Regions from separate parts of the Homo sapiens genome. Here region 2 is linked to region 1. Evidence: chromatin loops called from intact Hi-C (ENCODE). Cell type or tissue: breast epithelium. All regions are shown on one strand. Each heading gives the region's core, and the rest is flanking DNA. Links, peaks and the distances in the headings are about the cores only. Region 1 has its middle 25 kb from the start of PAPPA. Region 2 overlaps PAPPA (pappalysin 1).

Region 1 (16,513 bases), core at 4,864-12,863:
AACTCAGCTCTGGACCAAGCAGACCTAATATACATCTACAGAACTCTCCACCCCAAATCAACAGAATATACATTCTTCTCAGCACCACATCACACTTATTCTAAAATTGACCACATAATTGGAAGTAAAACACCTCTCAGCAAATGCAAAAGAACCGAAATTGTAACAAACATTCTCTCAGACCACAGTGTAACCAAATTAAAACTCAGGATTAAGAAACTCACTCAAAACTGCACAACTACATGGAAACTGAACAACCTGCTCATGAATGACTACTGAGTAAATAACAAAGTTAAGGCACAAATAAATAAGTTCTTTGAAGTCAATGAAAACAAAGACACAATGTACCAGAATCTCTGGGACACAGCTAAAGCAGTGTTTAGAGGGAAATTTATAGTACTAAATGCCCACAGGAGAAAGCGGGAAAGATCTAAAATCGACACTTTAACATCACATGTAAAAGAACTAGAGAAGCGAGAGCAAACAAACGCAAAAACTAGCAGAAGACAAGACAAATAAGATCAGAGGAGAAATGAAGGAGATAGAGACATGAAAAACCCTTCAAAAAATCAATGAATCCAGGAGCTGGTTTTTCGAAAAGATTAACAAAGTAGATAGCCAGACTGATAAAGAAGAAAAGAGAGAAGAATCAAATAGACACAATAAAAAATGATAAAAGGGATATCACCACTGATCCCACAGAAATACAAACTACCATCAGAGAATACTATAAACACCTCTATGCAAATAAACTAGAAAATCTAGAAGAAGTGGATAAATTCCTGGACACATACACCCTCCCAAGACTAAACCTGGACTGTTCAGGATTTGTATATCTCCCTGATTCAAGCTTAGTGGGTTGTATGTTACCAGGAATTTCTCTATTTCCTCTAGTTTTTGTTACTGTTGTTGTTGTTGTTGTTGTTGTTTGAGACGAAGTCTCACTCTGTCTCCAGGCTGGAGTGCAGAGGCATGATCTTGGCTCACTGCAACCTCCTACTCCCTGGTTCAAGCGATTCTCTTGCCTCAGCCTCCCGAGTAGCTGACATTACAGGAGCGCATGACCATGCCCAGCTAATTTTTGTATTTTTAGTAGAGATGGGATTTCACCATGTTGGCCAGGATGGTCTCGATCTCCTGACCTCGTGATCCACCTGCCTCGGCTTCCCAGTGTGCTGGGATTACAGGCATGAGCCACTGTGCCCAGCATCCTTTAGTTTTTCTAGTTTGTGTGCATAGAAGTTTTCATACTAGTCTCAAATAATATTTTGTATTTCTATGGTATCAGTTGTAATGTCTCCATTTTCATTCCCGATTAAGCTTATTTCAATCTTTTCTCTTCTTTTCTTGGTTAATCTAGCTAGTGGTCTATCAATTTTATTTATCTTTTCAAAGAATCGACTTTTAATTTCATTGTTCCTTGTTATTGTTTTCTGGGTTTCCATTTCGTTTAGTTCTGCTCTGATGTTTGTTGTTTCTCTTCCTCTGCTAGCTTTGGGTTTGGTTTGTTCTTGTTTCTCTAGTTCCTTGAGATGTAACATTAGGTTGTCAGTTTGTGACATTTCTATCTTTTTATTTCAGTCCCTGAGCTTCCCTAGGACTTTTTGTCTTTTCGATGTGGTGTTTAGTGCTAAACTTTCCACTTAGTGCTGCTTTAGCTGTATCGCAGAGGTTTTGATAACTTGTGCCACTGATATCATTCATTTTGAAATTTTTTTGAATTTCCATCTTGACTTCATTATTGACTCAAAAATCATTCAGGAGTATTATTTAATTTTCATGCATTTGTATAGTTTTGAGGAAAGCCATTACCTAAGTGAGGTAACTCAGGAATTGAAAGCCAAATACCATGTGTTATCACTTATAAATGGAAGCTAAGCTAAGGGTACTCAAAGATGTACAGAGTGGTATGATACACACTGGAAACTCAGAAGGGAGGAGTATGGGAGGGGGGTTAGAGATGAAAAATTACCTGTTGGGTACAATGTACATTTTTCAGGTGACAAGTACACTAAAATCCAAGACTTCATCATTATATAATTGATCCATGTAACCAAAAGTTATTACTAGCACTAAAGCTATTGGAATAATTTTTATTTAACAAAAGACAGTCTTATTCCAAGAAGATAGAGGACTAGGGTATTAGATGTCTCCCCCACTACCCTGCTCCCATTCTGCCTTGGGTTGCCTGAAGCCATAATTATGTTTTGTTTCCTGTCCATTTACTTCCGCAGAAGTAGCTCCATCTGAGGTGAGCAGCAATATTTCTCAAGAGCAATTATTTAAGGATTCTATTAGAAAAGACTGAATGATGAGGCTTTTCTTTATCATTTCCTTCCTTCCTTCCTTCTTTCCTTCCTTCCTTCCTCTCTCCTTTCCTTATTACATTCTCTCTCTTGATCACTCAGTCATTCAGTTTCAAAATGTACTAAACAGCTATTCTAAGAGAGACTTCATATTAATCATGATAAGAAAAACCAGACTTCTAATATATAATAAAATTCATTTTGAAAGCATTGCCTCATCAAGCCCTCTGCTAGATGCTGGAGATGCTGGGTCTACGATGACGAACTCATCACTGATTGTGATCTCAAGAAATCCATTGCTCTATAAGGGGAGACAGACATGTTACTCATTTCTTCAATCATTGAATCCCTAGGTGGGATGCTGGGACTATTGGCTCTTTTCCATCTTTAACATGCAGGACCATGCCTGGACTCCAGTTGATATGCAATAAATGATGAAACAACTACATTTATTAGAACACCTGTGATGTGTCAGGTATTTTTACATATTTTATTGTTAATCCATTTCCCAACCTTGTGACAAAGATGTGGTCAATCCCATTTCATAGAGGAGGAAAAGAGATACAGAAAGGTTAGGCAATTTGTCAATCTTAAACATCATTAAGAGATAAAATTTTAAAATGGTAATTCAGGTCTACCTGATGCCAGTGCACATTATTTTCCTACTTTTCTGTGCCTTTTTTTCAAAAATATGTAAATAAAAAACTATTAGGTATTTTTTTATTTAAAGTTGATGAGACCTTTCTAATTTAAGAGAGAAATAATATTCCTAATGGGCAGAACTTTGGGTTGTAATCTATTTTTCATGGCAGGAAACTTAACAAATAAATACGTAAATATAACTGGCATGTCCTCTATGTCATTCATACTAGCCTGAAGTGTCTATAGCATGAATACCCAAATTTTGTTATTTCAAAGGCTCCCACCTGCAAGATTATAGGATCTTAGCACCATCTAGCTAAAATCTCTTTCCAATGATTGTTGCTATCCCCATATACTCAGTAGTAACTTATCTCTTATTCTTCTATTTTCGTCCCTTTGTTGACATCTTCTGTAGAAAGTCACTTGGGGTGGTTTTCACCATTAACATGGTGCTCAAGATCCTGAATGATAATTCTGTGCTCCTCCTGAGGAAGATTCATGCCAAGGTACCCCAAAATATACTTCCAAAGATTTGTTTATCATTACGACTATATGCCCAAAGCAATTTGTCAAAAAGAATTTGTTCATGGAATAACTCACTCATCACATGCTCCCAACACCACCTCAACAGTGAGTCGAGAGCTCCTGGAGTTGCCAACCCCTGCTGTATTTTCTACAGTACACATTGCATCAGACCCAAGTTACATTCCAGGCCTAAGGAGGAGAATGCTCCACTCCTCAACTCTGCATGATCTTTATGACATGGCCTGAAGAAAATGTGCTTATATGTAGTAGATTGATTGCAAAACTTCTCACTCCTCTCTGAATCCATATCCATTGATAGTAAACTCCCTGAATCTGAGTTTGGCCCATGTGATTTGTCCAATGAGGTAATAACAAACTTGATGTGAGCAGAGGCTTGAAAAAGGACTTTCAAAAACACGCCTAGACAGGACTGCTAGAGGATGAGATGCGAAACAGATGTAGTTTTCCCAGCCAAGGCAATTTTAGATTTGCCAATACTCAGCTGATCACCTGAGTCCCAGAAAGACCGGAATAACTGCCCAACCAAAACCAGCCTGATTTAGCAGAACTGCCCATTCAAGTCATAGACTTGTGAAAAATAACTTGCAGTTTTTCAAACCACTATATTTTTAAAAAAATATATTTTTAATTTTTCTGGGTACATAGTAGGCATATATATTTATGGGGTACATGAGATGTTTTGATACAGGCATTCAATGTGTAATAATCACATCATAGTAAGGGTATACATCCCCTCAAGGATTTATCCTTTGTGTTACAAACAATCCAATTATACTCTTTTAGTTATTTAAAAATATACAACTAAATTATGATTGACAATAGTCAGCCATTGTGCTATTGAATGCTAGGTCTTATTCATTTATTTTAACCATTTTTTTGTATCCATTAACCATTCCCACCACCCGCAACCCCCCTAATACCCTTCCCAGCCTCTGTAAACCATCCTTCTACTATCTATCTCCATTAAAAACACCACTGATTTTTTAGTGTAATTTATTAAACAGCTGTAATTAACTGATATATTATGAGTTGTATCACAAATTATCTCATTGAAACAGATTATTTCGCTCCTGCTACCAACATTTCTCTCCAGAGTCATCCTCCTGTTTCCATTCTCCTGTATCACCCCTTTCCTTTCCAGCTTTCCCCCTACAAATCTGCTTAAAAATTCACCTATGTTGCTATCAAAAAGCAGACGCACATGACCTATTGTCCGCTATATTCTTCTGTTCTTAATCCCCAACAGTTCTCCCAGTCCCCACCTCTGCATTCACTAAGATATCAGCATGTTCTCTTCTCCTTCGGTAAGAGAAAAGAGTAGACACAAGCCTCTCATATAAGTTAATTCATGCAAATAGATGTCTATGGATCTGCTAAATCTTTCATTTTATTAGGCAGACATAAATAAGACTAAATTATCTTCACAGTAAGCAAGGATCTCACAACAGAAAAAAGAAATGCATATAAACATAATTTATATACAATCTGCCCTTTGTATACAAGGGTTCTGCATATGCAGATTCAACAAACCATGGGTTGAAAATATTGGAAAACAAAACAATAAAAAGTACAACAATTTATATTTTATTCTCCTAACACTGGTCTCTTCATTTTTATTTTATTTTATGGGCTTTTAAAACATATATAATTTCAACTGTTATTTTACACTCAGGAGGCATAGGTACAGGTTAGTTACATGGGTAACATGATGTTGAGGTTTGGGACATGAATAATCCCATCATCCAGACAGTGAGCATGTACCTAGCAGTTTTTCACATCTTGCCCCCTTCCTTCCCTCCTCTATCTAGTAGTCTCCAGTGTCTATTTTTGCCATCTTTATATCATGAATGCCCAATATTTAGCATCCACTTATAAGTGAGAATCTGCTGTATATGATTTTCTGCTCCTGCATTAATTCACTTAACGATAATGGCCTTTAGCTGCATTCATGTTGCTGCAAAGGACATGATTTCACTCATTTTTATGGCTAAATAGTAGTCCATGGTGTCTATGTACCATTTTTATTTCTCCAAGTGACCATTGATGAGCACCTAGGTTGATTCCATGCCTTTGCTATTATGACACATGCTGCAATAAACATATAAATTCATGTGTCTTTTTGGTAGAATTATGTTATATACATATATATATATGTGTATACATATATATATATGTGTGTGTGTGTGTGTGTGTGTGTGTGTATATATATATATATATATCCAGTGATGGGTTTGCTGGATTCAATGGTAGTTTGTTTTAAGTTCTTTGAGAAATTTCCAAATTGCTTTCCACACTTGCTGAGCTAATTTACATTCCCACAAACAGTATGTCAGTCTTCCCTTTTCTCTGCAGCCTCACCAGCATCTATTGTTCTTTGGCTTTTCAATAATAGCCATTCTGAATAGAATTGCATTGTGGTTTTAATTTGCAGTTCTCTGATGAATTGTGATATGTAGCACTTTTTCATATGTTTATTACCCACTTGTAAGTCTTGTTTTCAAAAGTATCTGTTCATGTCTTTCACCTATTTTTTAATGGGTTATTTATTTTTGCTTGTTGAATTGTTTAAATTTCTCATAGATTCTGGATATTGAACCTTTGTCAGATGCTTAATTTGTAAATATTTTCTATCATTCTGTAGGTTTTCCTTTTACTCTATTGATAGTGTTGACAGTTTCTTTTGCTATGCAGAAGCTCTTTAATTAGGTCCCACTTGTCAATTTTTTGTTTTTTTTTTTCTTTTTTCTTCAATTGCGTTTGGGGACTTAGTCATAAATTCTTTCTCAAGGCCAATGTCCAGTATGGTGTTTCCTAAGTTTTCTTCCAGGATTCTTACAGTTCAAGATCTCACATTTAAATCTTTCGTTCATCTTGAGTTATTATTTTTTCTTATGGTGAAAGGTAGGGGCCCAGTTTCATTCTTCTGCCTGTGGCTAGCCAGCTGTCTTAGCACTATTTATTGAATAGGGAGTCCTTTCCCCATTGCTTGTTTTTGTCAATTTTGTCAAAGATCAGATGGCTGTAGGTGTGTGGCTTTATTTCTGATTTCTCTATTCTGTTCAACTGGTGTATATGTTTATTTTTGTATCACTACCATGCTATTTTGGTTACTGTAGCCTTATAGTATAGTTTATAGTCAGATATGTGTTGCCTCCACCTTTGTTCTTTTTGCTTAAGAACAATGGAACAATTTTGAAAACACAAATGAGAAAATCATTTACATAGCATTTACATTTTATTAGTTATTATAAGTAATTTAGGGATTATGTAAAGTATACAGGAGGATGTGCTTAGGTTATATGAGAATACGACACCATTTTATATAAGGAACTTGAGTATCTTCAAATTTTGGTATCTGTGGGAAGTGCTGAAAACAATCCTCCAAGGATAATGAGGAATGACTGTACACAAGTGTATCATGGACACACACACACTTAGATGCGACTTATTTGCATTACACAGATACCATAAGATCAAATCAATATGAATAAGTAGAGGAGATGATGAAGAGTGAAGTCAGAGAAGACTGAATCATGTTATAATACATTGTTACCACTAAAGGCAGATCTTATTACTTATTTTGGCTTCTATTATACATGAGCATCACACATACCCTTTCTTAACTGTAGCAGATGCTAAATTAGCAGAGTGTAAGGTAACAATGTGTTCATGCCCTCATCCTAACTTGTGATTTTGCCAAGAATACATGAAAAGCTTTGACTTTGCTGGAACCCATCACTTTTACCTGGTGGGAGACCAGGCCCAGCCTTGCCAGGCCATCCTGGTGGCATCAGAGAAAATCAGTCATGCTCTTATTTCTAAGAAGCTTTTCCCTTTTGCCTCATCTTTCAGATACCTGCAAACAGGTCCCCTTTTCCTTTGATCCATGCTCTTATTTTACCTAAAAAAAAACCCAACATCAAGAACAACATATCTTCCTTCTTTTCTTAGTCAAAATGGTCTCTGCATTTTGTGAGCAGTATTTTGCTTGTCAAATACTTGATAAGGACCAGCCATAAGATGTGAATGCAGTAAAAGAAGCACTGTACCAAAGGGTGTCAAGAGGCACAGTTCTAATCACAGCTCTGTCATCAACTTACTTTGTGAGCGTGGACAAGTTATTTCAGGCTGGATTTTTGTCTTATTTTTTTTGAAATGCAAGGCTTTTGTGAAATGTTCTTTAAGACTTCATCTAATTTCAAAAACTGTATGAGTTGATCCTGAGGTTCTCAAATTATGTCAGAAAGCTTGAAGCTGTACTGCTTAAGGGTCTAGATCTTAGACTCTATTATTATGCTCCTGCTCAGGACACTGTGATCTTTGGCCTGATCTGCTTCAATAGATTTCTATTTTGTTTGCCAGTTTCCACTTTTGTATTACTAGAATTAATTCTCCACATGAATTATCAAGTAATGTCTATAAACACAAATCAAATCATGTATCTCCTTTGCATAAGCACTCTAATTGTTTTTCATTGACCTTACAACAGAATCCAAATACCAGCTAAATTCAAGCTGGCCGTAACCTCCATTACCAATCTCATCTCCTGCCACTCTCCCAGGCTGATAACCAGCAAAGAAATAGAAACTCCAGTCTTAGAATCACATGGAATTGGATTTATCCGGCAATCTGAATGAGCCTGGAAGTTGATTCTCACCCAAGAAACTCAATAAGAAACACAGCCGTGATGACACCTGAATCTTGATATTGTGAGGCCTTACTCAGAGTCTACAGGACTTTGTGTGAGATCCATCCAAGCCAAGCAAAACTTATAATCTACAGGACTCTGAGATAATAAATTTGTGTTTGTTTAAAGCCAGTAATAGGGTAATAACTTCTTTTACAACAGCAACAGAAAATTAACACAACAAATGACAGGACTCATCTGTAAAGATTCCATGAGGAAAGCGGTCCCAAATCTCCTTCCATCTCTTATAACTCCTTCTTCTCTCTTAGAACTTTTAATCCTACTTTTATGCCAAACAAATCCTAAAATTCAAATTACTCCTAGTCCTGGATGAAATCTCAGCTGATATTCCTGACCTGTCCTCATTCATTTAAACATGAAACCTGGGCTTTAGATGTAGCAGGTTCATTCCACCGAAGTCTCAGAATTCATTCTTTTTCCCACCGTTGAAGATGATAAGGATAGAATAGGGTATGTCCAACATGGAAAAGACCCTGTAAATTATAAAATAGAAGAAACTAGGTGATATTTTGCAAAGGGAAGGGAGCTCAGAGGAGAGAAATGTCTGCAGGGCCTCAAAATGGTGAGAAAACAGAGTTCTTTTAGTACTAGAGAATATAAATTAAATGCATAGGTATGTATCATAGATAACTTGTGTCTAGGGAAAAAAATGCTAACCATAAAAGGTGTTCAGGATTACTTTTGGAGGTACTTAGATTTAGAATATTGTATTTGGAGAGCATGACCAAATTGACAGAAATTTGAAGCATTTCAGAATCTCTGGTCCAACATTCTCATTTTGTCAATGAGTAAACCAAGGTCCAGAGAGCAAGACTTGCTTCATGATCTTTAAAGTCGTTTGCTATCATGAAATTTAATTTAAATTATTCTTGTTGGACCAAAACCATATGACCATCTCAATCGATGTAAAAAAAAAGTATTAATTCAATAAAATAAATAAATAATAATAAATAAATGATTCCTGCTGTATGAAATTTAACATCCTTTCATGATAAAAACTCCTAACAAATTAGGTATAGAAGGAGAGTACCTCAATACAGAAAAGGTCACGTGTAACAAATACAAAGCCAAAATTATACTCAATCAGAAAAAATCAAAAAGTTTTCAATAAGATCAGAAATATGACAAGTATGTCTACTCTCTCCACTTCTCTTCAACACAGTACTGGAAGTCCCAGTCAGAACAATTAGGCAAAAGAAAGAAATAAAAGGCGTCTATGCAGATTGAGGTGTCTCATGACTGTAATCCCAGCACTTTGAGAGGCTGAGGTGTGTGGATCATTTGAGGTCAGGAGTTCGAGACCAGGCTAGCCAACATGGTGAAACCCATCTCTACTAAAAATACAAAACAATTAGCCAGGCATGGTGGAGTGTGTCTGTAATCCCAGCTACTAGGGCATGAGAACCATTTGAACCCAGGAGGGAGAGGTTGCAGCGAGCCCATTTCATGCCACTGTACTTCAGCCTGGGCAACAGAACAAGAACTTGTCTCAAGAAAAAAAAGAAGAGGAAGAGGAAGAGGAAAAAGGAGAATGAGGAGCAGGAGGAGGAGGAGGAGAAGTAGTGGAAAAGGAGGAAATCTAAAAAAAAGAAGAAGAAATAAAAGGCATCCAATTTGGAAAGAAAGAAGTTCAATTGTCCCTGTTTACAGGCAACATGACCTTACATATAGAAAACCCTAAACTACACACACACACACACACACACACACACACACACAATTGTTAGAACTAATAGGTTGGTTTAGTAAAGTTGCAGGATGTAAAATCAACAGACAAAAATCAGTAGTATTTCTATACACTAACAGTGAACTATCCAAAAATGAAATCAAGAAAACAATTTTATTTATAATAACTGCAAAAAGCAAATAAACAAAAAAAGTAGGAATAAATTTAACCAAGGAAGTGAACACCTATACACTAAAAACTGTAGCATATTGATGAAAGAAATGGAAAAAGACAAATAAATGAAAAGATACTTCATGTTTATAGATTGGAAGAACAGAGGAATATTAAAATGTCCATCCTACCCAAAAAACTCTATTGATTCAATGTAGTTCTTATCAAAATGCCAAAGACATTTTTCACAAAAATAGGAAAAAATTCTAAAATTCATATTGAACCACAAGAGAACATAAATAGCCAAAGCAATCTTGAGCAAAAAGAACAAAGCTGAAAACATCATACTACCTGAATTCAAAATATACTGCAAAGCTATAGTAATCAAAACAGCATGGTACTGGCATAAAAAGAGACACACAGACCAGTGGAACCAAATACAGCCCCAGAAATAAATACATGCATTTACAGTCAATTGATTTTCAACAAAGGTGACAGGAATACACAATGGGGAAAGGATGATTTCTTCAATAAATAGTATTGGGACAACTGGATATTTAAATGCAGAACACTGAATTTCTCACACCATATACAAATATCAACTTACAATGGGTTAAAGACTTAAATGTAAGACCTGAAGCTGTGAAATTCCTAGAAGAAAACAGGGGAATAGCTCCATGACATTGGTCTGGGCAATGATTTTTTAGATATAAACCCAAAAGCACACGCAACAAAAGCAAAAATAGAAAAATGGGATTACTCCAAACTGAAAAATCTTCTTCACAAACAATGAAAAAATCAACAGAGTAACCTATGGAGTGGGAGAAAATATTTGCAAACCAGACATTTGATAAGGGGTTAATATCCAAAAATATATAAGGAACTCAAACAATTCAGTAGTAAGAAAACACATCACCCAAATAAAAAATGGGCTACACACTTGAAGAGACACTCTTCAAACAAAGACATACACATACCCAATAAAAAAAATACTTAACATCACTAATCATCAGAGGAAATGCAAATTAAAGCCACAATGAGATGTCACCTCATACCTATTAGAATGGCCATAATAAAAAAGATGAAAGATAACATGTCTTAGAGAGGATATGGAGACTAGGGGCCCCTTGCACAGTGTTGGTAGAAATATAAATCAGTAGAGTCATTATAGAAAATATGGTGTTTCCTCTAAAAATTAAATCTATAGTTACCATATGATCCAACCATCCCACTTCTGGATATATATCCAAAGGAAATGATATTGGTATTTTGAAGAGATAACTACATTAACAGGTTCATTACAGAATTATTCACAATTTCCAAGACATGGAATCAACTTAAGTATCCATCAATGGATGAATGGATAAAGAAAATGTGGTGTATATATACAAAATAACATACTATGTTGTTGTAAACGAAATGATTTTCTTATTTTTAAAGGCTTATTTTCAACAATGTGGATGAATCTGAAGCACATTATGATAAGTGAAATAAATCAGGCACAGAAAAATAAATACTGCATAATCTCACTTCAATGTGGAATCAAAAAAGGTGAACTCATAGAAGTAGTAGAATGGTGGTTACTAAGGACTGGAGTGAGGTGGTCTGAGGGAGATGTTGGTTAAAGGATACAAAAATTCAGTTTGAAAGAATATGTTCAAGAGATCTATTGTAAGACATGGTCGCTATAGTTAATAACAAAGCATAGTACTCTTGTAAATTGCCAAGAGAGTAGGTTTAAAGTATTCTCACAACAAAATTGATAACTATATGGGGTAAAGCATATATTAACTAGCTCAATTTAGCCATTCCACAATGTATACATATTTCAAAGCAACATGTCGTACATTATAAATTTATACAATTTTGTCAATTAAAAGTATTAATTCAATAAAATAAATAAATAATAATAAGTAAATGATTCCTGCTGTATTAAATTTAAAAAGGCCCATGGGAAAGACTATCTAAAGAGATTATGTTGCAGCTTTTCAGTAATTGCAAAACCTTATTTATCCCATTTCTAATTCATACTCTGGTCCTGTTTCTCTCTAATTTGAACTCTGGGTTTACAGTGTGTACTCTTGCTGTCCATGTGCTGAAAAAAAACCTGTAGGAACTGCAGTTCTCATCTGAGTCTTCAAATGAAAATCTTTCAGATTTCAGATGTGCTTGTGGCTTATGCTTCCTTGTCACTTGAAAAGGGATTTATATAGCCAAATAAGGGTTCAATCAAGACGTTCAAGTCCTGTTTTATCTAATGAGCAATATTTGCACTTTCCCTCATTCAGTCATATAAAAAGCATCAAGTCCTTCCGTGATTAATAGAAGTATTATAGAAATGAGTAACATAAAATCCCCACCCTCTAGCTCATAGGCAAATAACATGGGAAGAGATTGCTGCTATACCATACCATGTCATCAGTACTACAGTGAAGGGCTGTCCAAGATGAAGATGAAAGGAATAGAGAGTGTAGAGCCTGAGGCATAAAAGAACAAGGTGGGCTCCTTGTACAGAATGATTGCTTCACAGGGAGCTTGGGGATAAATGGACAGATAACAGATGAGGCTGGGAAGCTTGGCTAAGGTCATGAATGCCATGTTAAGGAATTTGTATTTCATTCTGAAACTAATGTACATTAGAGGATATACTTAAAGAAGAGAGGTGACATGGCGATATTTTATTTTTAAGAAAATAATTCTGGCACAGTGGGGAAGACCAATTTCCCATAATTCCCTTAGCAACAGCCATTTTTTTGTTGTTGTACTAGAAATTATTCTCCTCATTACAATACATCCAGTGAGGCTCCTCAGTTGTTTACATAATGTTAGCTACTAATCGTTGCTTTCAAAGAATATATATGAGCCATGATTTTTTAAATATTTCTATAGTACCTGTGCACCCATATTTATAACAGCATTATTCACAACAGCAAAATGTGGAAGCAACACAAGTATCCATTGGTGGATAAATGGATTTTAAAAATATGGTATATACATACAATGGAATATTATTTAGCCTTAAAAAGGAAGGACATTCTGATGCATACTGTAACATGGATAAATCTTGAGGACATTATACTAAGTGAAATAAGCCAATCACAGAAGAACAATACTGCATGATTCTATTTATACGAGATACGTAGAGTAGCCAAACTCATAGAAGCAGACAGTAGAATGGTGGCTATCAAGGTCTGTGGGGCAAGGGAATGGGAGGTTAGCGTTTAATGGGTATACAATTTCAGCTGGGAAAGATTAAAAAGATGGAGATGGGTAGTGGTAATGGTTGCATAACAATGACAATATATTTAATGCCACAGTACTGCACACTTAAAAGTGATTAAAATGTCAAGTTCTAGGTTTTTTATTTTTTGTTTGTTTGTTTGTTTTGAGACAGAGTTTCGCTCTTGTTTCCCAGGTTGGAGTGCAATGGCGCAGTCTCAGCTCACCTCAACCTCCACCTCCCGGTTCAAGCGATTCTCCTGCCTCAGCCTCCTGAGTAGCTGGGATTACAGGCATGCGCCACCATGCCCAGCTAATTTTGTATTTTTAATAGAGACGGGGTTTCTCCATGTTGGTCAGTCTTGTCTCGAGCTCCCGACCTCAGGTGATCTGCACGCCTCAACCTCCCAAAGTGCTGGATTATAGGCGTGAGCCACTGTGCCTAGCCCCGGTTGTTTCTATTTTATGACAATAAAAAATACATATATAAATTACTGGCCAGGTGCCGTGGCTCATGCCTGTAATCCCAGCTCCTAGGGAGGCAGAGGCAGGGGGATAGCTTGAGCCCAGGAGTTCGAGACCTGCCTGGGCAATGTAGCAAGACCCCATTCTCCACAAAAAGAAAAAAAAAATAAAAAAGTGTAAAACTAATATATAAATTACAAACAAGAGGCAAACTCGAAATTCAGTTTTTTTCAGAGTCCTGGAGTATACTTGATACTATCCAGCCTGTCAGTGATTATGCAGCCACTGTCTTCAATTGCTTCTTTCTCTGGATTCTTCCCAGCTGCATATCCCTCCTTAAAATGTGATAGACTTTTCCTCTTCTGGCCTGTATAAAACAGAGACAAGTTCCATTGCTCGGCAAAACTAAAATGACAAGGGAGCTTGTGAGATCGTTTCATACATCCCACATCTTTATCTGTACCAAGAGACAAGCCTGGGCCAACTCTTGTTCATTTTGTTCTGCTGAATCAGGGAAATTCCATCTCTCTTGTAGTATGTGGTCACACTAATGGGGCCTCAGGTAGGGGGACAATCTGCCAGACGTCTCTGTGTCTCTGGCCTTCTCCCTTGTATTTGGCATGAGACCAGGAACCCAGATATTTTTAAAGAGAAGGAAAGGGATGACCTGCAAATTGAGCCAGGCCAGAGGCCTGAGTTGACCATTTTTAGTCATAAACCAGAGAGGGTGCTTGCTGTAGAGTAGGACTCCAGAAACCTGGTGCCTGCTGAGATGGCACCAGAATACGAAACACCTGAAACATGGGAGATGCCAGCAGAAACAAACATAATAAAGACAGGGAAGGGTAGCCCAAGTGGCCTGGGTGCAAATTCTGCTCCATGATTTTGGGAAACTCTCTTACCTCTCTGAGCCACAGGAAACTTAACTTATAAAATGAACACTTTATTCTATAGAGTTATAATGCATAAAGGGATGACAAAATATTGTGTATGATATTCTATAAGTACCCACAAATATTAGTTCCTCTCCTCCTGGCATCATATCAAGAGGCAGCCCAGTTCTAAATGATATACTGGTCTCCCCTTAACAGACATCTATGCATCTCTGTTGCAAAAAATGGCACCACCCAGTTTCCCCCAAATATGTCATCATCCTATTAAATGCCTACTGTGTGCATTGTGATTGTTCATCTCAGCTCTCATTCTAGCCTTTACTTCTGATGCTTGAATTGCTTTTTCTACTTTCCTCTTACTTCTTTAAGTCCATCTTGTCTTGCAGGTTTCAGACCACGTTTGGGGTAGGATTGTTGTTACATGCCTGGCTAGGGCTACGTGACACAGAATGATTCTTCTGGGACTTTTGGAGCTCTTTCTTTCCTTGCCCCTACCTAAGTGGGTTTGTGCTTCAGTTTCCACGCTACCCACTACTCTCAACTATCTGCTGAGGGGTCATGTGAAATGGGAGAACAGTCAGGGCCTTAACAGTCAAACCAAACAATAATTTAATTTCTCCACATGATTCCAACTCCACCTTGAGTACTGTCTCCAGAGAATCACTTTTTAAATGCACATTTGAAAAGCGTTTGCTCTACTGGGAAAAAAATTCAGTAGATGATATTTGCTCTTCATTTTGTCACATAACCAGGGGCTGGCCTCCAAGGATTTTAAATGTGGAGAGGACCTTTGAGATCATTTGATGCAGAGGTGGTAAACTTCAATGCCCACCAGGGCCAAGCAGGGAAGGTAAATGAGTGATGTCACTCAGGAGAGTGAATTGGAAAGGCCCGGCTTTATCTAAAGGCGAAGCTGCTACAGAGGTCCCAAGATTGATGCCCTCTGTGATTGTAGGAGCTCTAATGCACCCAAATATTTACGTGTTGGCAATTAATATCCTTAAAAATATTAATGTTGGCACTAAATACAAGTATTTTAAAGATAATATGTAAGCCAAATAAGCATATTGGCACAGCCCTGGACCACCAGTTGGCAATTTCTGACTTGTCCAAACGCTACATTTTGCAGAGATCTGGGACATAGACATATGCTGCCCAAAGTCGCATCAAACAATCCTGGGCGACTGGAATGAGAACTCACATCCAAAGCTGATCCACAGTCTGTCCAGTATACCTCCAACTGCATGTCCTCAGTGATTCTTTCATCCCATTTGAGAAGAAGAGGAAAGAGAGAGGATGAAATGCACTTAGAATGAGGGAGTAATAAAAGGGGTAACCCTGAGGTGGAAAATATGGTACCTTTCTCAAAATTTCATTGACTCAACACATTTTTGTTGAATAAATGCAATCTGCTGACACTGTCCTAAGCACTGGGGACTCTACAGGGAACAAAGCAGAAGTCCTTGCCCTTATTACTAAACTCACTTCCATTTCTTGAACCTCTCAATATTTCACCTCCAGACTTTCATATTACTCTCCCTTTGATGAGAACAGGCTTCTCCTGACAAAGCCTGGCTAAACTTACTCATTCTTCAAGATTCAGCTTAGATTCTACTTCTTCCAGGAAGCCTTCTGGCATGCACACACTCACAGATCTGTATCAGATAAACCTCCTCTGAGACCTCGCAGTGCCTTGCACTTCCCTACTGAAACACGTCTCACAGGCATTCTAATGTCCCTTGTCTCTACTAACTTCTGAGCTACACAGGAGAATATACCATGGCTATCTTGTGCACAACTTACTCTCAGCACATTGAGCAATCTGTAGCACAGAGTTGGTGTTCACTAAATGGTACAGTATCCCTCCTTCCAAGAATGGCAAACCAAGACCATGAGA
Region 2 (8,000 bases), core at 1-8,000, 59 kb after region 1:
AACCCGCTCCTTTACCAGATAGAGAATCAGGACCCAGAGGACACCAGAGGAGGCATTTGGTGCTTCACTAAGGTTGTCCTGATGGTAAGAGCAGGATGACTTTGTAAGGAGACTCTGGCCATTTCCTGAAAAATGGCTGAGCAGGAAGTAGGAGGAGAGGTGTAGATTGGCATAGATGCTGGTCCAAGACTGCTGGCCATGTCAGCTGCTGACAAAGAGATTTACACCAATTCTAAGCTCCCACTGCCCACAGAGGAGTGAAGACTGTGTGGGCCTCCTCTATTGATTTTGCTGGAAGCTCTCCTTGCTCATTTGATGAGCACTTATAGCAGGTGAACTCCCAGAGTTATGGTGACTGCAACAATTCTCCAGCTGAGAGTAGTCACTGTCCTTCTAAATGAGCATCTTTTATTCACTCTCCTCTCCCTCTCTTTCTTCTCCCACCTGGCCTCATACATCATCTGACACTTAAAATACACTCTTAATTAGAAAGTCCTCTTCCCCATCCAACAGCTTTGTCTATGCCAGGGACACTGGGTATATTCCAGAAAGGCTAGGAAATGGGGGTTGGTGAGCATAAAGATAATTAGATCCAGAGAGAATCTGCTAACCTACTTCCTGGGGTTCCCAGAGTAACTATAGAGATGCTTGGCTTGGAACTTCCTCAAATATTGAACTCAAATTTGTGACATGCCCCAGGTAGGTGGCATAGCCCAGATGCCTGATGATTTTGGTGAGGCAGGGGGAGCTGCTATAGAATTAGGGCCTAGGACAGTGAATCCAAGGATCTGATGGATCTAGGATCCACTTACCAAGCAGTTGACCTTCAACCTGTCTCTCTATCTCCTTTAACTTCCATATTCTCACCAGTTAAGTGAGAAACGTAATGTCACCACCTTAGGGATATTACATGGATTAAGTTAGTGCATATACAGACCTTAGCACAATGCCTGGCCTGCCATAGAGGCTTGGGAGATTTTGCTCATTATTATTAACTATTATGTAGGCATACCCAATTTATGTTAAGAAGGCACTCATTATATGTGTGTGTGTGTGTGTGTGTGTGTGTGTGTATCTATATCTATATATCTATATAGATATATAGATATAGATATAGATATAGATATATATAGACAGAGAGAGAGGCATCAGTGTAAGAAGAAAGCTGAATTGGGACACAGGGGAACTGTCAATGACTCTGTGACATAACAAATGCCTTCCATTCTCTGGGACTCAGCTCTCTCACCTGTCAAACAAAGGGTTTGGAGGTGATGATCTTTGAAAACCTGTCTAGTTTAGCTCTGAAGTGTGTTTTCTTTCTTTGGGGATAAATGGCAAGATTCCTGTTAGAGAATGAAGTTCCAGCTTTTCAGGTCCTGACCCTCACTTTTATGCCCCAACTTTCCTGACAATTTAATGCCACTGATCATTTAATGACTGCTAATGGCAGATGTACACTCAAAGTTCTGGTAACTATGGTAGGGACCTCCCTTCTAAATGAGCATCTTCTGTTCGTTATCATCTCCCTCTGTTTCTCCTTTCACCTCGTATACTATATTACACTTAAAATACCCTCTTAATTACAAAGTCCTCTTCCCCATCCAACAGCTTTGGAAAATGGTTTTCAGATTTTTATTATTATTGCTGCTGTTGTTGCAACAACTTCATTAGATGAAGTACCCTTTCTTCAAACAAAAATCTTTCTTGTATGCTTCATATTCAAAACCAATAAAAGTTAAACTTCATGGGTTAAAATTGTGATGAAAATGCTCCAAACCCAACTTACTCATTCTCTCAGCTCCTCCAGCCCTTGCCTTGCCCTCGAGGTGGTCCCAGAGGCACCATTAGCAACTCCTAGGATCCCACAGAGCAGTTGGAAAGCGATGAGTCTAGGATAACCTGATACAAATTTTATTAGAGAAAAATAACTTAACCCCCCCTCCTTTTCCATCCTTTATTTATTCATCTTTCTCTTTTGGGGCCACATAGGGCTGTATGACAAATGTTCTTATATCTCACGTGACCGAGGATGGGTCGTGGGCATTCACACCATCAGTGACCAAGACAACAAAGACCCACGCTACTTTTTCTCCTTGAAGACAGACCGAGCCCGGCAAGTGACCACCATCAATGCCCACCGCAGCTACCTCCCAGGCCAGTGGGTATACCTAGCTGCCACCTATGATGGGCAGTTCATGAAGCTCTATGTGAATGGTGCCCAGGTGGCCACCTCTGGGGAACAAGTGGGTGGCATATTCAGCCCACTGACCCAGAAGTGCAAAGTGCTCATGTTAGGGGGCAGTGCCCTGAATCACAACTACCGGGGCTACATCGAGCACTTCAGTCTGTGGAAGGTGGCCAGGACTCAGCGGGAGATACTGTCTGACATGGAAACCCATGGCGCCCACACTGCTCTACCTCAGCTCCTCCTCCAGGAGAACTGGGACAATGTGAAGCATGCCTGGTCCCCCATGAAGGATGGCAGCAGCCCCAAAGTGGAATTCAGCAATGCCCACGGCTTTCTGCTGGACACGAGTCTGGAGCCTCCTCTGTGCGGACAGACATTGTGTGACAACACAGAGGTCATTGCCAGCTACAATCAGCTCTCAAGTTTCCGCCAGCCCAAGGTGGTGCGCTACCGCGTGGTCAACCTCTATGAAGATGATCATAAGAACCCGACGGTGACGCGCGAGCAGGTGGACTTCCAGCACCATCAGCTGGCTGAGGCCTTCAAGCAATACAACATCTCCTGGGAGCTGGACGTGCTGGAGGTGAGCAACTCCTCCCTTCGCCGCCGCCTCATCCTGGCCAACTGTGACATCAGCAAGATTGGGGATGAGAACTGTGACCCCGAGTGCAACCACACGCTGACGGGCCACGACGGCGGGGATTGCCGCCACCTGCGCCACCCTGCCTTCGTGAAGAAGCAGCACAACGGGGTGTGTGACATGGACTGCAACTATGAACGGTTCAACTTTGATGGTGGAGAGTGCTGTGACCCTGAAATCACCAATGTCACTCAGACTTGCTTTGACCCCGACTCTCCACACAGGTAAGACCTTACTGGGCTAAAGATGCCCAGTTGAAAGTTGAACTTGATGTCCTCCATATTATAGATAAGGCACCTGAGGCCAGTGGGTGATATGGGGATTTTCTGGTTCAACCAGCAGCTTCATGATTGAGGCAAGTCTTTTACTCGGGTCATTGTGGAGACCATAGGTAAACCCAGTTTATTATAAAAATATTTATTGAGTGCCTACCATGAGTCATGAGGGAAGCCTGAGAGCCCTGTTTTCTCAAAGAGCCCAGAGTTCAAATTGAGTGATATAAGCTGAGTACAAATAGCTGTTGTATTGTATGACATAGAGTGGGTGAGAGTTGCACAGTCCAATATGGTAGTTCCTAGCAACATGTGCCTACTTAAATTTAAATCAGTCAAAGTTAAATAAAACTCAAAATTCAATTCCTGAGTTTCATTAGCCACATTTCAAGTACTCTAGCCACATGGGACTAGTAGCTACCATACTGGCAAAGCAATATGAAACACTTCAGTCATCACAGAAAGTTCTGGTGGACAGGCTCAAAGAGGTGGGGTCGCATGGGGCTAGAAAACCTGGCCCCATGGTCTCAGCTCTCTGTGACTTCTTCATTTTGTAACTTCTTAGAAGCTGTTTCTTCATCTGTAAAATGGGGAGAATAATGGTACCTATTTTGTCAAGTTGCTCTGAGGATTGATAGAGAGAAGACATATAAAGTACACTCTCTTACAGCACATCATTAATTCTCAATAGTATGTCTGTCATTACTTGTCTAATGAAAGGTAGTGTGCTGTGTTTAGGGAGTGCCCTAGATGATCAAAGAGAAAAAGTTGATTTGCAGCTTGACTATATCAGGGAAGCCTTCTTGAGAGAGGTGACATTTGAGCAAGGTCTTCAAGAATAGCTCTAATTTGAAGGATGTTAGAACAAATCTAGAGATCTAATGAACAACAAGATCAATACATTTGGTGTAATAGAACAAATCTAGAGGGCTAATGTATAGCATGAGGACTATAGGAAATAAGGTTGAACTGTATTTGGGATTCATGCTAAATAACCAGATTTTAAATACTTTTGGCACAAAACCAAAAGAAAATGGATGACTTAAGATAATGGATATGTTAATTTATTTCACTATAATAAACTGTTTGCTATCTATATGTTTCCCATAACATCATGTCTACCTTAAATATACACAATAAAATTTACCTGAAAAAAGAATAGGTAAAATTTTGACATCAGAAATTGGGTGGAGGAAGAAGGGAGGACACTCCAGGCAGAAGGAATTTCTCATCTACTGCTAAAAAGAGGACAGAAAAGGGGGCCTTCAGTCTAATGCCTCACTTAGCCTCTGCCATTGCTGTCAGTTGCAACCAGTAATCCAAAAGTAGAGCCCAAAAGGTGAACTCAAGGGTAACCTGTATTAAATGTGGGACCTGGAGGAACTAGATTCAAGCTGGAGAGACCATCAATATCCACTTTCTTGTTTTTCCCAGATTCACACTGAACTTTTCTATTCTGTCCAACACACAGGACCCTGGACTTGCTGATGGCTCGAGCACATTTGCCGACCTCTGCAGGTTTTCTGCTGACTCTTCTCTTTATGTCTCTCTCAAAAGAGCAAGGGCCTCCCGTGCGTGAACAAAATACCTATGTGCAAAGGAATGAGGATGCTGGCAGGAGAATGCCCTGCCTGGCAGCAAGTCAGAAAGCACCTCAGCTCAGCTTCCCGGCACCAGGAGGGCCCCTGGACTCTCACCTTGGCTCCAAGACATGAGCAGCCCATGTGAGGAGAAGCCTTGGTGTGTGACCAGTCTCTTCTAGGTCACAGTGCATTGTCATCTCTGCTTTCACTTGGGCCTTTCCAAAACTTGGCAAGGGAGTCAACACAGAGGTTAACATTCACATTTGACTGATGGGAAATAGAGGAAACTTAGAGAGTGGAGTAACTTAGCTAAGTTCATGGGTCAAGAAAATCATTAGGCTAAATCACAAGTGCAAGTCTATGATCAGTGTGCTCCACCAAACTAGACTCCCAAGAGGTACCTCTGTGCCTGGTGAGAGTGGGCGTGGGGTAGGATGGGCATAATTGGAAGTCATCCATTCATTTGTACATCGATTTATTTGCTCATTCATTCACTCATTCATTCATGCAACAAATGTTTATGCAGCACCTGCCAAGTGCCAGGAAAGTGGATACCCTTAGCCCTGTTTTGCTTTGAAAATTTCAAGATTCAGAAAGATGAAGGGACTTACCTAAGCTCAATCTGCTAATAAATGGATAGCTTGGATTCAAACTCAAGACTACTAGGTCCAAACCTCCCATGGAAGGAGGATATTTTTTAATCTAAGGAACAATAAGGGGCAAAATTAAAAGACAAGTGATAGGGAGAGTGGCGCTACTAAAGTTTTGGGGAAAAAAACTGTGTATCATTGAGACAGGATGAAGAGCAGCTGGCCTTTGCAGAGCACCATGCTGGTGTGGAGGGGCCATGGGGCCCCAGGTTCCAGACACCTCACAATCAGCAGACAGCACTGGCAGGTTCCAAAGGCCTCCTCTTTTCTAAGTCACGGGAATGCATGCCCAGAGTGTCTGTGAGCGACCATGAGCCAGCTATAACCGCTGTGACCAGGGCTTGTTTGTTTGCTAGCTGGGAAAGCTGTATGCCCTGGGTGAGGCCCACCAGGTCACGTGTCATCTCTTGGTGAGGCTGGGATTTTCTGGGTTCTGGCCGATTCAGCTCTCCTGTGTGCAGACAGAAACCTGTGGAAGGTTGCAGATAAATTTTTGCTTTGTGAATTTAAACAAAAAAGGGAGGAAGGGAAGGAGGGAGGAAGGGAAGGAGGGAGGGAGGGAGATAGGGAGGGTGGGAGAGTCATGATTACATGGTCATGACACATACACTTCAAGCTCTGAAGGCCTATCCTGTGGGAAAGTCACAGAATTATTCTATATGGTTTCTAAGCCATGGCTGTGACTACAGTGTTGCAATTACAGGAGGCAGCTTTGAGCTGAGTAATAGATGATATCATCTCCAGTCAGAATGGTCCTTTTTGGGGAGGGCTTTGTCTGTGGGTGAGTGAGCTCCCCTTCACCAGAAGCATGCAAGTCAGTACTGATAACCATGCATAATGAGGCCATAGGTGGGATTACAGTTCTGGTGGAGACGGTGGCCTTGTGGTCTTGGGGTTGAGCACTGCACAGTAATATCTTATTCCATTTCATATCAGAAAACCAAATATTGACTGCTTCTCTTCTCTTTAACAGGCATTTATTGGGCATGTCTATCCCACCAGCCTTTCTGCTCTTCACTGGGGGTGTTGCAATGAGTTGGACATGTTCCTCACCATTAAGGGGCTTCCACTTTAGTGGGAAAGTCATATAGAAACATAAGAAACTCTGATTTGTAAATTTAGAGACACACAGTAGGACAGGAGACTGAAAAAGCAGAGATTTATTTGACTAGGAAAACAAGGCAAATCAGCTGGAGGGGGCAAGATTTGAGTAGGCATTTGAGAATAGGCAGCCTGCTGAGAGGTAAAGATGCAGACTCCATCAGTGAGGGTCCTAGCAGGAAACAGATGGCACATTCAAACAGAATAATTAAGGAGAATTGAAGGAGGGGCTGTTTTCAAGGAGAAGCTGTTTACAATGTTGTAGGCAGGATTAAGGACAACCAACAAGGCCTTGTGCTATACTCTAGGGCGGGCAACCATGGAGAGCCATTTACCCCCTTGGCCTGTAGGGGCAAGAGGAGAAAGTGGTTATGGGACCCAGAGAGAGGGACTGTATGGAGGGGATTTCCTGGCAGCAGCTGTGGCTCTCAGCAAGGGAAGCAGCCAGGCTACAGCCACCTGACCAGAAGGGAACCAGGAGAGTAAATTCCATGTTGTCATTCTCTCTGCCTGCCAGTCTCCTGCCAGTGCTTCCCATTTGGTGGATCCAACTGAAGTCACAAAACAAAGGAACCTGTTGATGCAATCCATAGATAGCCAGCCTCCCAAGGACACAGAGCAGGGTGGGGAGTGGACCTGCATTAGCAAGCAGAGAATGTCCAGAGCCTAGAGACAGCCAGCCCATGCAGAGGGTAGGGCATAAGCCAGGCAGTGGAGAGGGTGAGGAGTGGTGTATAGAAGAGAGCATGGAGTTTAAGGGGTTATTATGGCTGAGATCCAGACCATGAGCAGAGAAAAGTTCAGTTTATCTCACGGAAAACTTTAATGTTAGGCTTAATCCTCTGTTCCTTCCTCCCTACATTCTTCCCACCTTCCCTTCCTTCTGTCCTTTTCTTCTCTCAATAAATATTTGTTGAATGCTCTCTCTGTGCCAGCCCGATCACTGCCCTCCCAGAGCTTACCACCTAGTGGGTAAGACAGAGAAGTCAACACCCCACTGCAATCACTGGTGTGAATGAAGGGTCCACAGTACTAGCCAGGAGGAGCAGTCTGTGTGAGCAGTAAATGCCTTTCTATGAGACTAGCCAGTTAGAAAAAAGACATTCCAGGTGAACTGTGGCCATTCTCTACAGTGGTGGAGAATAGCCAGGGAGGCAGGACTTCATCTGCAGCCATTAGAGATGTCTCCACGCAGGTAGAATGCACTTCACACACCCTTTTATAAATGAAATGGAAAACCTGGATATTAATAGAAAATTCCAGTGTCAGGAAATCCAGGGGCATTTGACACTGAAGACTGTAGCTACCTCACTGAGAGAGGATATTGCAGCAAACCAACCAAGTTCCTGTTTGGACCCTTCCAAACCCTGGCACCCTCAAGTGAACTCACCTTTGTTCATGAATATCTACTCATACAAAATGGGATGGGTGGAAAAAAAGACACTTTCCCTATACACTGTTGTCTCATAAGGAAACATTTCCTTTGTCTTCTCTTTATTATTATTTGGGAATTATTTCCTTTGTCTTCTCTTTTTTATTATTATTTTTTTGAATGTAACAAGGACA

What was found. Hi-C counts contacts between places; a loop is a spot of excess contacts. Peaks named below come from ENCODE experiments on the same cell type or tissue, not always from the same donor. Only the 100,000 strongest peaks of a DNase experiment are listed, where the experiment ranks them.
Region 2: it touches region 1 in a loop (19-fold over the local background); 2 of 110 quality-filtered maps call a loop at or near these places.

Annotation. Positions count from the first base shown.
Region 1 is chr9:116,120,951-116,137,463 of GRCh38, forward strand. No RefSeq gene overlaps it. Among named protein-coding and RNA genes, the nearest start is that of PAPPA, 25 kb to the right of the region's middle. In breast epithelium, for the core only: no CTCF peak of the experiment used is centred there; no DNase peak of the experiment used is centred there.
Region 2 is chr9:116,185,165-116,193,164 of GRCh38, forward strand. PAPPA (pappalysin 1) reads left to right here. Exons shown (of 22, transcript NM_002581.5): 2 at 1,990-3,052. Among named protein-coding and RNA genes, the nearest start is that of PAPPA, 35 kb to the left of the region's middle. In breast epithelium, for the core only: no CTCF peak of the experiment used is centred there; a DNase peak (open chromatin) is centred at 4,727.